Regions from separate parts of the Homo sapiens genome. Here region 2 is linked to region 1. Evidence: read pairs that join two places in POLR2A ChIA-PET (ENCODE). Cell type or tissue: HepG2. All regions are shown on one strand. Each heading gives the region's core, and the rest is flanking DNA. Links, peaks and the distances in the headings are about the cores only. Region 1 holds the start of LOC107984545 (a long non-coding RNA gene). Region 2 has its middle 7.9 kb from the start of MIR3685.

The links. Peaks named below come from ENCODE experiments on the same cell type or tissue, not always from the same donor. Only the 100,000 strongest peaks of a DNase experiment are listed, where the experiment ranks them.
Region 2: POLR2A ChIA-PET joins it to region 1 with 12 read pairs; 3 of 35 experiments call an interaction of 5 or more read pairs at or near these places.

Annotation. Positions count from the first base shown.
Region 1 is chr12:95,444,831-95,450,210 of GRCh38, reverse strand. LOC107984545 (a long non-coding RNA gene) reads left to right here and starts at 1,512. Exons shown (of 7, transcript XR_001749267.2): 1 at 1,512-2,720. In HepG2, for the core only: no CTCF peak of the experiment used is centred there; no DNase peak of the experiment used is centred there; H3K4me3 peaks cover 1,545 bases; H3K27me3 peaks cover 1,620 bases.
Region 2 is chr12:95,315,089-95,320,468 of GRCh38, reverse strand. No RefSeq gene overlaps it. Among named protein-coding and RNA genes, the nearest start is that of MIR3685, 7.9 kb to the right of the region's middle. In HepG2, for the core only: no CTCF peak of the experiment used is centred there; DNase peaks (open chromatin) are centred at 2,178 and 3,598; H3K27me3 peaks cover 1,545 bases.

The DNA of each region.
Region 1 (5,380 bases), core at 235-5,234:
CTCCAATGGGAAAATAGAACACAGGGAGCCACTCAGTTTGCTCCCAACACCTCTTTCCAGCCGCTCACCAGAGCTACCTTGGCAAGTACTCTATGAGTATGGGAAAATGAAAACAACAAACTCACACACCTTTTTAACATACACAGTCATTTCTGTCTACCCAGCCAAGGCATATTCTTCTTATGTGGAACTTCAACCTATATCTGCCTCCCCACCAACTGGACAGACACCTGCACCTTAGTCTTCCTAAGTTCCAACATTGACATTGTCCCAGGAAATCAGACCCTATCAGTGCCCCTCAAAGCTCTAGTCTGTCAGCACAGGGTCATACAACTAATACCCTTACTTACAGGGTTAGAAATGGCCACAGCTACAGGAACTGGAATAGCCAGTTTATCTACTTCATTATCCTACTACCATACACTCTCAAAGGATTTCTCAGACAGTTGGCAAGAAATAACAAAATCTATCCTTACTCTACAATCCCAAATAGACTCTTTGGCAGCAGTGACTCTCCAAAACCGCTGAGGTCTAGACCTCCTCACTACTGAGAAATGAGGACTTTGCATCTTCTTAGGGGAAGAGTGTTGTTTTTACACTAATCAGTCAGGGATAGTATGAGACGCTGCCCAGTGTTTATAGGAAAAGGCTTCTGAAATCAGACAACGCCTTTCAAACTCTTATACCAACCTCTGGAGTTGGGCGACATGGCTTCTCCCCTTTTTAGGTCTCGTGACAGCCATCTTGCTTGGGTCCCGTATTTTTAACCTCCTTGTCAAAATTTGTCTCCTCCAGGATTGAGGCCATCAAACTATAGATGGTCTGACAAATGGAACCCCAAATAAGCTCAACTCACAGCTTCTACCAAGGACCCCTGTACTGACCCACTGGCTCTTTGACTGGCCTAGAGAGTTCCCCTCTGGAGGACACTACAACTGCAGGGCCCCTTCTTTGCCCCTATCCAGCAGAAAGTAGCTAGAGCGGTCATTGCCCATTTCCCAACAGCAGTTGGGGTGTCCTGTTTAGAGGGGGCATTGAGAGGTGAGGCCAGCTGGACTTCCTGGGTCGAGTGGGGACTTCGGGAACTTTCCTGTCATTTTTTTTCTTTTTTTTTTTTTGAGACAGAGTCTCACTGTCCCCCAGGCTGGAGTGCAGTGGCGCAAACTCGGCTCACTGCAACCTCCACCTCCTGGGTTCAAGCCATTCTCCTGCCTCAGGCTCCCAAGTAGCTGGGATTACAGGCACCCTTCACCACGCCCAGCTAATTTTTGTATTTTTAGTTAGAGATGGGGTTTCACCATGTTGGCCAGGCTGTTCTCGAATTCCTGACCTCAGGTAATCCGCCCGCCTCAGCCTCCCAAAGTGTTGGGATTACAGGTGTGAGCCACCATGCCCGGCCATGAACTTTCCTGTCTTACAAGAGGTTTGTAAAATGCACCAATCAGGAACTTTCCTGTCTTACAAGAGGTTTGTAAAATGCACCAATCAGTGCTCTGTGAAAAGCACCAATCAGCGCTCTGTAAAATGCACCAATCAGCAGGATTCTAAAAGTAGCCAATCGTGGGGAGGACTGAAAAAAGCACCCTCTGATAGGACAGAAACAGAACATGGGAGGGGACAAATAACAGAATAAATGCTGGCCACCCCAGCCAGTAGCAGCAACCCGCTCCGGTCCCCTTCCATACTGTGGAAGCTTTGTCCTTTTGCTCTTCACAATAAATCTTGCTACCAATCACTTTTTGGGGCCACGCCATCTTTAAGAGCTGTAACACTCACTGCAAAGGTCCGAAGCTTCATTCTTGAAGTCAGCAAGACCACGAACCCACTGGCAGGAACCAACTCTGGACACACTGGGAGCAACAAGAAAGTTACGTGTGCTCAGTTCAAGTTTCTCTCTCTTTTTGTAGAGATTGGGGTCTCGCTATATTGTCCAGGATGGTCTTGAACTCCTCCCCTCAAGCAATCCTCCCACCTTGGCCTCCCAAAGAGTTGGAATTACAAGCATGAGCCACGGCACCCGGCCTTCAAGTTTCTTTTTTTTTCCTGAGATGGAGTCCTGTTGGGATTCGATCAGGCTAGTTGGAAAAATATTAGTTATGATAGCCACAAAATCCTTTTGGAAGGCCTGAGGGTTTTCGTATGACTTTGGTAATAGACCAGGCTGAAGGCGGCCTGGTCCCATTACCTTTAGTTAAATAAATTAGAGTAGTCAACAACGGGATGTGGGGAAGTTATCTAGTTAACTTGTTCACTCACGTGGTCTTAAGCCTTAAGCCTTTGATGTATGCTTCTCACTCAGGAAGTCCACAATGTCAATTACCCTCTAATGGTGTTGACTCAAGTTTTTGTTAACTATTTTTAATGAATTAATGCAAGCCTGCCCAGCTGAGGCCGGCCGCAGTGACAAACCTCTCTTGGTGTGCAGGTGGGTCGGACACTCAGCAGGACTGGCAACACAGAATATCTGTGTGTCAATGTACATGTTATTCATCCATCGTTTGGGTCAGGGTCTGTGGGCAGACCCCCGCAGCTAACGCCCTCTTGTGAGGAGCAATACCTCAATTGGTGCCCCGTGTGAGGAAAGTCAGCGGTCTGCGGAAACAGACCCCCCACAGTTGGAGCCCCTTGTGAGGCAAGCTGTGAAGGAAGTGTGAAGAACGCGATGGACCCCCGAAAAAGAAGGTGAAGAAGGACCACGCGGTCAAGTCAGTGAGTAATCAGTAAGTCGTTGGTGCCCACTCGAGGTTACCAAGTTCTTGGGGAAGTTGGTTCAAGCTGAGTTTTCATTATGAGACAACAGTTATCAGCTCAACAGAAACAGTATATAGAAGTGTTAAAACACTGTTGCTTAAGGCTAGTGGAGCATCAGTTTCGCAGGCTCAATTAAGGGACATAATAATACAAACTGCTGTAATCCCAAGACCATGGTTCCCAGAAGAAGAAACGAAAGATGTAGAACTCTGGAACAAGTGGGGAGAAATCTTAAGCAACATCATGCGCAAAGGCAACAGGTCCCAGTAAAATCTCTATAACGTTATGGGCTTTAATTAGAGCACCCCTGGCTCAGTTACCCACAGAAGAGCCTAAAAACGGGAAGGAGGAGGAAATGTCACCTGCCTTATCACCTCCTCTTCTTTCGGCCCTAGTATCACCCGGCCGGCCGAAATAACAAAGAGGAAACGGAGTAAAGTCTCCCTTTACCTGAGCCTCCTCCTCCAATAGATAAGAAAAAAAAAAACCAGGGATACGCTACAGCTATCAGTCCCTATCTTAAGCAGGCGGAATTAAAAGGAGAGCTTTTAGCCTGCCCGGTAATGCAACATTAACGAGGTAATCAGGTACATAAAGAAATAAGAAAAAGCATTAGAGGCTGGAGCTGCGCGGCCAAGCGAGCAGTAGAGGGAAGGAAAGGCTCAGCATCAAGGAAGCTCCCAAACACTGAGCTGGCGGATCCTCCTGGGAACTAGGCCTGCGCTGAGGCAGTAGCAGCGGGGAGCCAGGCCCAGTGCGCCAGTGTTAGCCTGCTGGGGTGGGGCAGGAGGCGCGCGCGCGAGTCCACCCAGCCGGGGACAGCCGCGCCTTGGCAGTGGGAGGGGGCGGCACAAGCGAAAGAAGTAGCACAAGCTGAAAGTGGCCGCTGCCCCAGGGCCCGCCCTCTCAGCTCTCTAGCTTCGCAGGCGGCCCAGGACAAAATTCTGTGTGTCCCTTGTATACAAAGGACGTCCCAGATTATAACTCTCTGCTAAGATTTAAGTAAAACGTAAGAATTTGGAAAACCTCTTTCTGATCATGGCAACTGTTATCTCTCTCCTACCCTTAACGTGATTTTCTCAAAAACCAATTTAAGTAAAACAGTAACCTCTAAAGGGAGAGACATTACAAAAGGCCCATGAGTTAGTTTAGGAGCAATTAAAAGCAAACTTTGCTCCCCAGTAGAAAAAAAAGTTTCGTAATTTCAAGGTTATTCATTTTGCAGGTAATATTCTACTACCAGCCCTTGGAATTTACCTATTTTCATAATTCCCAAAAAGTCTGGTAAATGTTTTACCTACACAAATAGTTCAGTCCCCCATACCTAATGCTTTAACACTGTTGACTGATAGGGCTGGTAAACATGGAAAAGCGGCAATCTGGTGGAGACCACACAATTCAATCACTCTATTTGGATGTACTAGCACTCAGAGAGCTACGATTGGGGCTCTGATTTTGGCCTTAGAAACGTTTTCCACTCAGCCCATAAATATAGTTAGCGATTCTGCATACTCCATTTAATTTATTACAAAACATTGAAACAGCTTTAATTAAGTCCACTTTGGAGCCAGCCCTGTTTACTCTTTTTCTCCGACTTCAGTAATTGCTAGATCAATGTACACATCCTATTTTTATTACACACATTCGAGCCCACAGCTCTGCCTGGCCCATTGGCTTATGGCAATGATCAAGCATACCTTCAGGTTATGACATCACTGCTAGACCAAGCCACCCAATCTCATCAATTTTTCCACCAAAATTAGAGAAACTTACCTAAACAATTTTAACTTACTCAGAGGCTGGCTAAACAAATTATCCTACAATGTGCCCAGATTGCCAGCTCACAGGGATGTCCCCTCCTTCAACAGGTGTTAACCCTAGAGGATCAGAAGCTAATCATTTGTGGCAAACAGATGTTACACACATCTCTGAATTTAGGAAACTAAGATAGGTGCATGTATCCATTGATACTGAGAGGTGAAGCCAGCTGGACTTCCTGGGTCGAGTGGGGACTTAGAGAACTTTTCTGTCTTACAAGAGGATTGTAAAATGCACCAATCAGCACTCTGTAGCTAGGATTGTAAAACGCACCAATCAGTGCTCTGTAGCTAGCAAGAGGATTGTAAAATATACCAATCAGTGCTCTGTAAAATGCACCAATCAGCACTTTTTAAAACGTACCAATCAGCACTCTGTAAAATGCACCAATCAGCAGGAGTCTAAAAGTAGCTAATCACGGGGAGGATTGAAGAAAGGGCACTCTGATGGGACAGAAACAGAACATGGGAGGGGACAAATAAGGGAATAAAGCTGGCTACCCCAGCCAGCAGTGGTAATCCACTTGGATTCCCTTCCATGGTGTGGAAGCTTTGTTCTTTTGTTCTACGCGATAAACCTTGCTGCTGCTTACTCTTTGGGTCTGTGCCACCTTTAAGAGCTGTAACACTCACCGTGAAGGTCCGCAGCTTCATTCTTGAAGTCAGTGAGACCACCAACCCACCAGCAGGAATCAACTCCTGACACAATACCAACACTCATTTAATTAGTGCACATGCTTTGCCTGGAGAGTCTACTCGATATGTCACTAAACATCTTCTTTTAACTTTTGCATTTATGGGGCAACCCACAA
Region 2 (5,380 bases), core at 249-5,248, 130 kb after region 1:
CAGGAGAATTTCTTGAACCCGGGAAGCAGAGGTTACAGTGAGCCAAGATCATGCCACTGCACTCCAGCCTGGCAACAGAGCAAGACTCTGTCTCAAAAAACAGAGTTTGTAAACAAAACAAAACAAAACAAAACAAAACAAAACAAAAAGAATTAATCTGAAGAAAACCAACTAATAATTAGACAATTACAAATAATTGAATTTTTCATTCTGTTTTCTTTCCAAGTCTAGTACCTCCTTCAGTGTGGCTTTGAACTCTTCAAAGTTCACTCTAAGTATGTGAGTCTGGTACCATGGAGACCAGTACAAATATCTAGAAGCAGGTGGTTTGGGCATGTCTGGTTTGAATCTGAGGAATTAGAATGCAGGTTCTCCTTGGCAAGGAGGCCTATCTTATAAAGCTGCATTGAGAGGTTTTTCTGTGACTGTATGGCAAGTCAACAGGGATGTGGTTATCAAAACAAGTTTAAGAACTTAGGGGTCAGTTATTGGTAAGAAACAGAGATTTCATCATGCTGAGCTTTGGGGAATGGTCACAGTGTTAAAGGGGGGCTGGATGGTCACAGAGAGAAGGGAAATGGAAGTCCTCTCTTAATGTGGATATACTTAGTAACTTCCCTCACCAAATCCCACCAGCCAAACATGGTATGTGAGCAGCCAGTCACCCTGTAGTCCCATTTCCAGTTTCTGCTTTTAGAGGCATGTTTGAACAGAGGCTTACATGTCTTCTACTTGGAGCCTTAAGAAAAAGCTTTTCGTAGACTGAGAGAAAAACCAGTACCTACCAAGGAAGTATGAAAATCTGATTGACATTGATGTCGTGATAGTTTTTTTTTTTTTTTTGAGACAGAGTCTAGCTCTGTCACCCAGGCTGGAGTGCAGCAGCATGATCTTGGGTTACTGCAACTGCTGCCTCCCAGGTTCAAGCGATTCTCCTGCTTCAGGCTCCCGAGTAGCTGGGATTGCAGGCATGCACCACCACGCCCAGCTAATTTTTATATTTTAGTACAGACGGGGTTTCACCATGTTGGCCAGGTTGGTCTTGAACTCCTGACCTCAGGCGATCTGCCCACATCTGCCTCCCAAAGTGCTGGGATTACAGGCATGAGCCACTGGGGGTGGCCATGATAGTTATTTTAAGATCAGGAATTCCCAGTGCACAGCTGTTCCTTATCCTTTATGTGACAGCTGTAATGGCTCTGTGCTTTAAAAGTTAACCTAGTTTAGTAGCCATTTTTAATTTTTAAAAATTTTTGTATATTTAGGGTGCACAAGTGCATATTTCTTGCATACCTATATTGCATAGTGGTGTAGTCTGGGCTTCCAGAAACCCCCAAGAATACTAAAATCTGAGGATGCTCAAGTCTCTGATATAAAATGGCATAGTATTTGCATATGCCTACACACATTCTCCCATATACTTTAAATAATCTCTAGATTACTTATAATACCTAACACAATGTAAATGTCATGTAAATAGTTGTATTGCATTTTTATTTGTATTATTACTTATTATTGATTGTTCTTTTTTTTCCAAATATTTTCCATCTGCAGTTTGTTGAATCCATGAATGTGGAACCTTAGATACTAAGGGCTGATAGTATTTTGAGGGAATGGGCGTCACACTCACATATGGAGCTCAATCTTTACGACTTTGACTAGTGATGATGGTGGTAAATGTAGTGAGGATGGTGTGTGTGTGTGTGTGTGTGTGTGTGTGCGTGTGTGTGTAGAAATGGGGGGTTAAATGGGTCCATTAGCAATGTTGAGCCCCTGGTCTATTTTTTAAAATAGGATATCACACAGGTAGATAGGGTGGGGAGTTGTCTCCTGTTTGTTTTTATATAAATGAGACTTTTAGGATTCTCAGGGGGGAGTGTTTTCGAGGTCTCTACTCTCTCTACTTAAAGACATGCACCTTTTCCAGTCCCTACTTAACTGAAAGAGTTGCTCTCTGGAAGCTTCTTGGGAAGTTTCATTGAGTTTCACTGAGGTTGAGTGGTGAGTACTTCAGAGCATTATAGAATCTGTTTGCTTTCATTTAGTCATTAGGTCAATATTTAGTCGCCACAGGCTAATATATTTTGTTTGAGAGAACAAATCAGGGAGTGTTTGCTTGGTTTGAGTTGTTTGGAAAAGTCTTTTAATTCCATTCAATTCAATTCCTGGAACAATGGTGTAACTGGTAGGGTTTAAACATTTAACCTCTCACTGCAGTCAACTAGATAAAGTAGGCCAGACTGGATCCCCCAACCAGATAAAAAGAAAACCTTTTCAGTTTACACAGTGCTTTTGCAATAGGATTCTCACATTAACCTGATGAGTAATAAGGAATTTAAACATTGAGGATGGCGGCATGGGGGAGTGATTCCAAAGAAATGAGCTGAATAGTTTTAATATGTAAGGGAACAACACAGAGAAATAAATTGCCCACTTGATTAACTTCTTGTTTTTTTGAGATGGAGTCTCACTCTGTCACCCAGGCTGGAGTGCAGTGGTGCAATCTCGGCTCACTGCAACCTCTGCCTACTGGGTTCAAGAGATTCTCCTGCCTCAGCTTCCTGAGTAGCTGGGATTACAGGCGCCCGCCACCATGGCTGGCTGACTTTTGTATTTTTAGTAGAGACAGGGTTTCACCATGTTGGCCAGGCTAGTCTCGAACTCCTGGCCTCAAGTGATCTGCCCGCCTCAGCCTCCTAAAGTGCTGGGATTACAGGTCTCAGCTACCATGCCCGGCCTTGATTAACTTCTTTTAGGGGTCCTGTGATTAAACTAAATGTGAACAGGGGAATTGTTATGTTGCCTGAAGTGGTAATTAGGATTCCCATGCATGTATGTGAGCATGTCTGTGAATGTATGTCTAGTACAAGGAAGGTCATTCCATAAATGCATGTTGAATTAAATATTCTATTTGTTACCATACATTATTAATAAACAAAATATTATAAAATCATAATAGCGCTTTTGGCTTTTCTAAACCATTCAGGTATTCTCTATAGAATTTCCTACTCTATTTTCAAAATCTATTCATTCCTAAGGTATCTTAGAATATGTAATAAATCAAAAACAAATATAGGCCAGGTGCGGTGGCTCATGTCTGTAATCCTGGCATTTTGGGAGACTGCGGTAGGCAAATCGCTTGAGCCCAGGAGTTTGAGACCAGCCTGGGCAATATGGCGAAACCCCATCTCTACAAAAAAATACAAAAATTAGCAGGGCCTGGTGGCACATGACTGTGGTCCCAGTTACTTGGGAGGCTGAGGTGGGAGGATCACCTGAGCCCAGGAAGGTTGAGGCTGCAGTGAACTGAGATTGTGCCACTGCACTCCAGGCTAAGTGACAGTGAGACTTTGTAAAAAAAAAAAAAAAAAAAGGAAAAGAAAGAGAAAATAAATGTAAACCTTAAAAAAAGAATAAACAGGAACCAGACAACAGGGTAAAAACCAGACTAAATAAACATGACTTACATCCTGCTCTGAAATGTGGCTTGCAAGGGCGAAAGTGATCAGGACCGGACATAGTTACTCTACCGAAGACATCTTTGCTTTGGTAGCTGTAGGAACCCAGCAAGAGCACCATGTTTTGTTTATTCACCAGTAGATGAAATCCTCAAACAGAACACTCATAACCCACTTAATGTGCGTTCTCATATCTGCAACCAAAGCAGAGGGAACAAAAAGCTCCATTGATACGTTCAATGATAATATATAAGCACTTGCTTCTTATGGCAACACTGAGGTTGGGTAAGTTGGTGAACATCGCAAGCTATGAGGAATACAGTGGCCCAGAAATTGGACCTGAAGAGAAAAGCACTACTAAAAATCAGGCAAGAACTTTCCATGAGAATAAAACTGCCGCCAATATTGTTGCCAGCATTTGATGTGTATTAATCTCATTTTATTATTGCAAACCTATAAGCCAAGTATCTGTAAAATGGGAATGTCCCACCTCACAGGTGCCTGTGGCTGGTGGGACCTGGTGTGCTGGAAGAACAACAGTGTTCATTCCAACAGTGTTGGAATAACAGAACAAGGCATGCAGTCAGAAAGGAGCCATGTACTGATCTTAATAATTAATGACTTACTATTATGCTTACTCTTCACTGTAACCTGTCAATGCCCTTGTGAAATAGGAATAATTGTTCTCAATAAGTGAGAGAACTGGAGCTATGGGAGGTGACCACAGAGATCAAGTGGTAAAAGACCAGACACTTTAACCCAGTTAAATCTAGTGTTCTCTCTGCTATGTCTCAGCAAAGTCCAACAGATTGTCTCATTTTGTAGCACCCTAAGAGCTGAAACAGCAGGAGATCTGGCTCTGGAGATCAGAAAGGGTCTAGCAACATTTCTTCATCCAGTATAATTTGGCGTCTGACCTGAACACCACTGTCTGACTTTTAGGTGTCATGTCTAAGTTTGCTTGTTTGCTTGTTTTTATCATCTTTGCAAGATTTGTGCTGTTGATCATGTGCTTCTTTAAACCCCTTCCTCCTCTGGCTTCTGTGTCACATGTCCTAATTTTATACTGCTGACCACTGGGTTTTATACTGTAAGTTTAGCCTGGATGATAGCTAACATTTATGGAGTTCTTCTTATGTGGGAGGCTCTGTCTCAATCCCTTTATCTGTATTAACATGTATTAATTTATTTAATCAACATAACAAGCCTATGAATCAGATAGCATTATTGTCCTGTTTGAAAAAGATAAGGAAACTCAGCAACAAAAGAAAAATAAATTGGACTTCCGCAAAATTAAAAACATTTGTGCATCAAAGAATACTGTCAAGATAGTGGAAACACAACCTACAGAATGGGAGAATTTGCAAAATCTGATAAGAGATTAATATCCAGAATATGTAAAGAACTATACAACTCAACAACAAGAAAAATAAACAACTGAATTCAAAAACAAGCAAAGGACCTGAACAGACATTTATTCAAAAAAGATATACAAATGGCCCCACCTTTCTTGATGTTATGGCAGCTTTTGACATGTTAGTCATGGCCTCTTTTATAACAAAATGTTATTCAGCTTCTAGGCCACCACTTCTGTCACCAACTGCTCCTTTTCAGTCTCCTTTGCAAGTTCCTTTTTGTCTCCTAACCTCTGAAATGTAGATTCCCCAAGGATGTCAGAGTTCTGACACAGTACTCCAACCTATGTTCATGACTTTGGTATTACCATTATTATTATTTTGAGAAAGAGTCTTGCTCTGTCGCTCTGGCTGGAGTGCAGTGGCGCAATCTCAGCTCACTGCAACCTCATCCTCCCAGGTTCAAACGATTCTCCTGCCTCAGCCTCCTGAGTAGCTGGGATTACAGGCATGCACCACCACACCTGGCTAATTTTTGTAATTTTTAGTAGAGGTGGGGTTTCACCA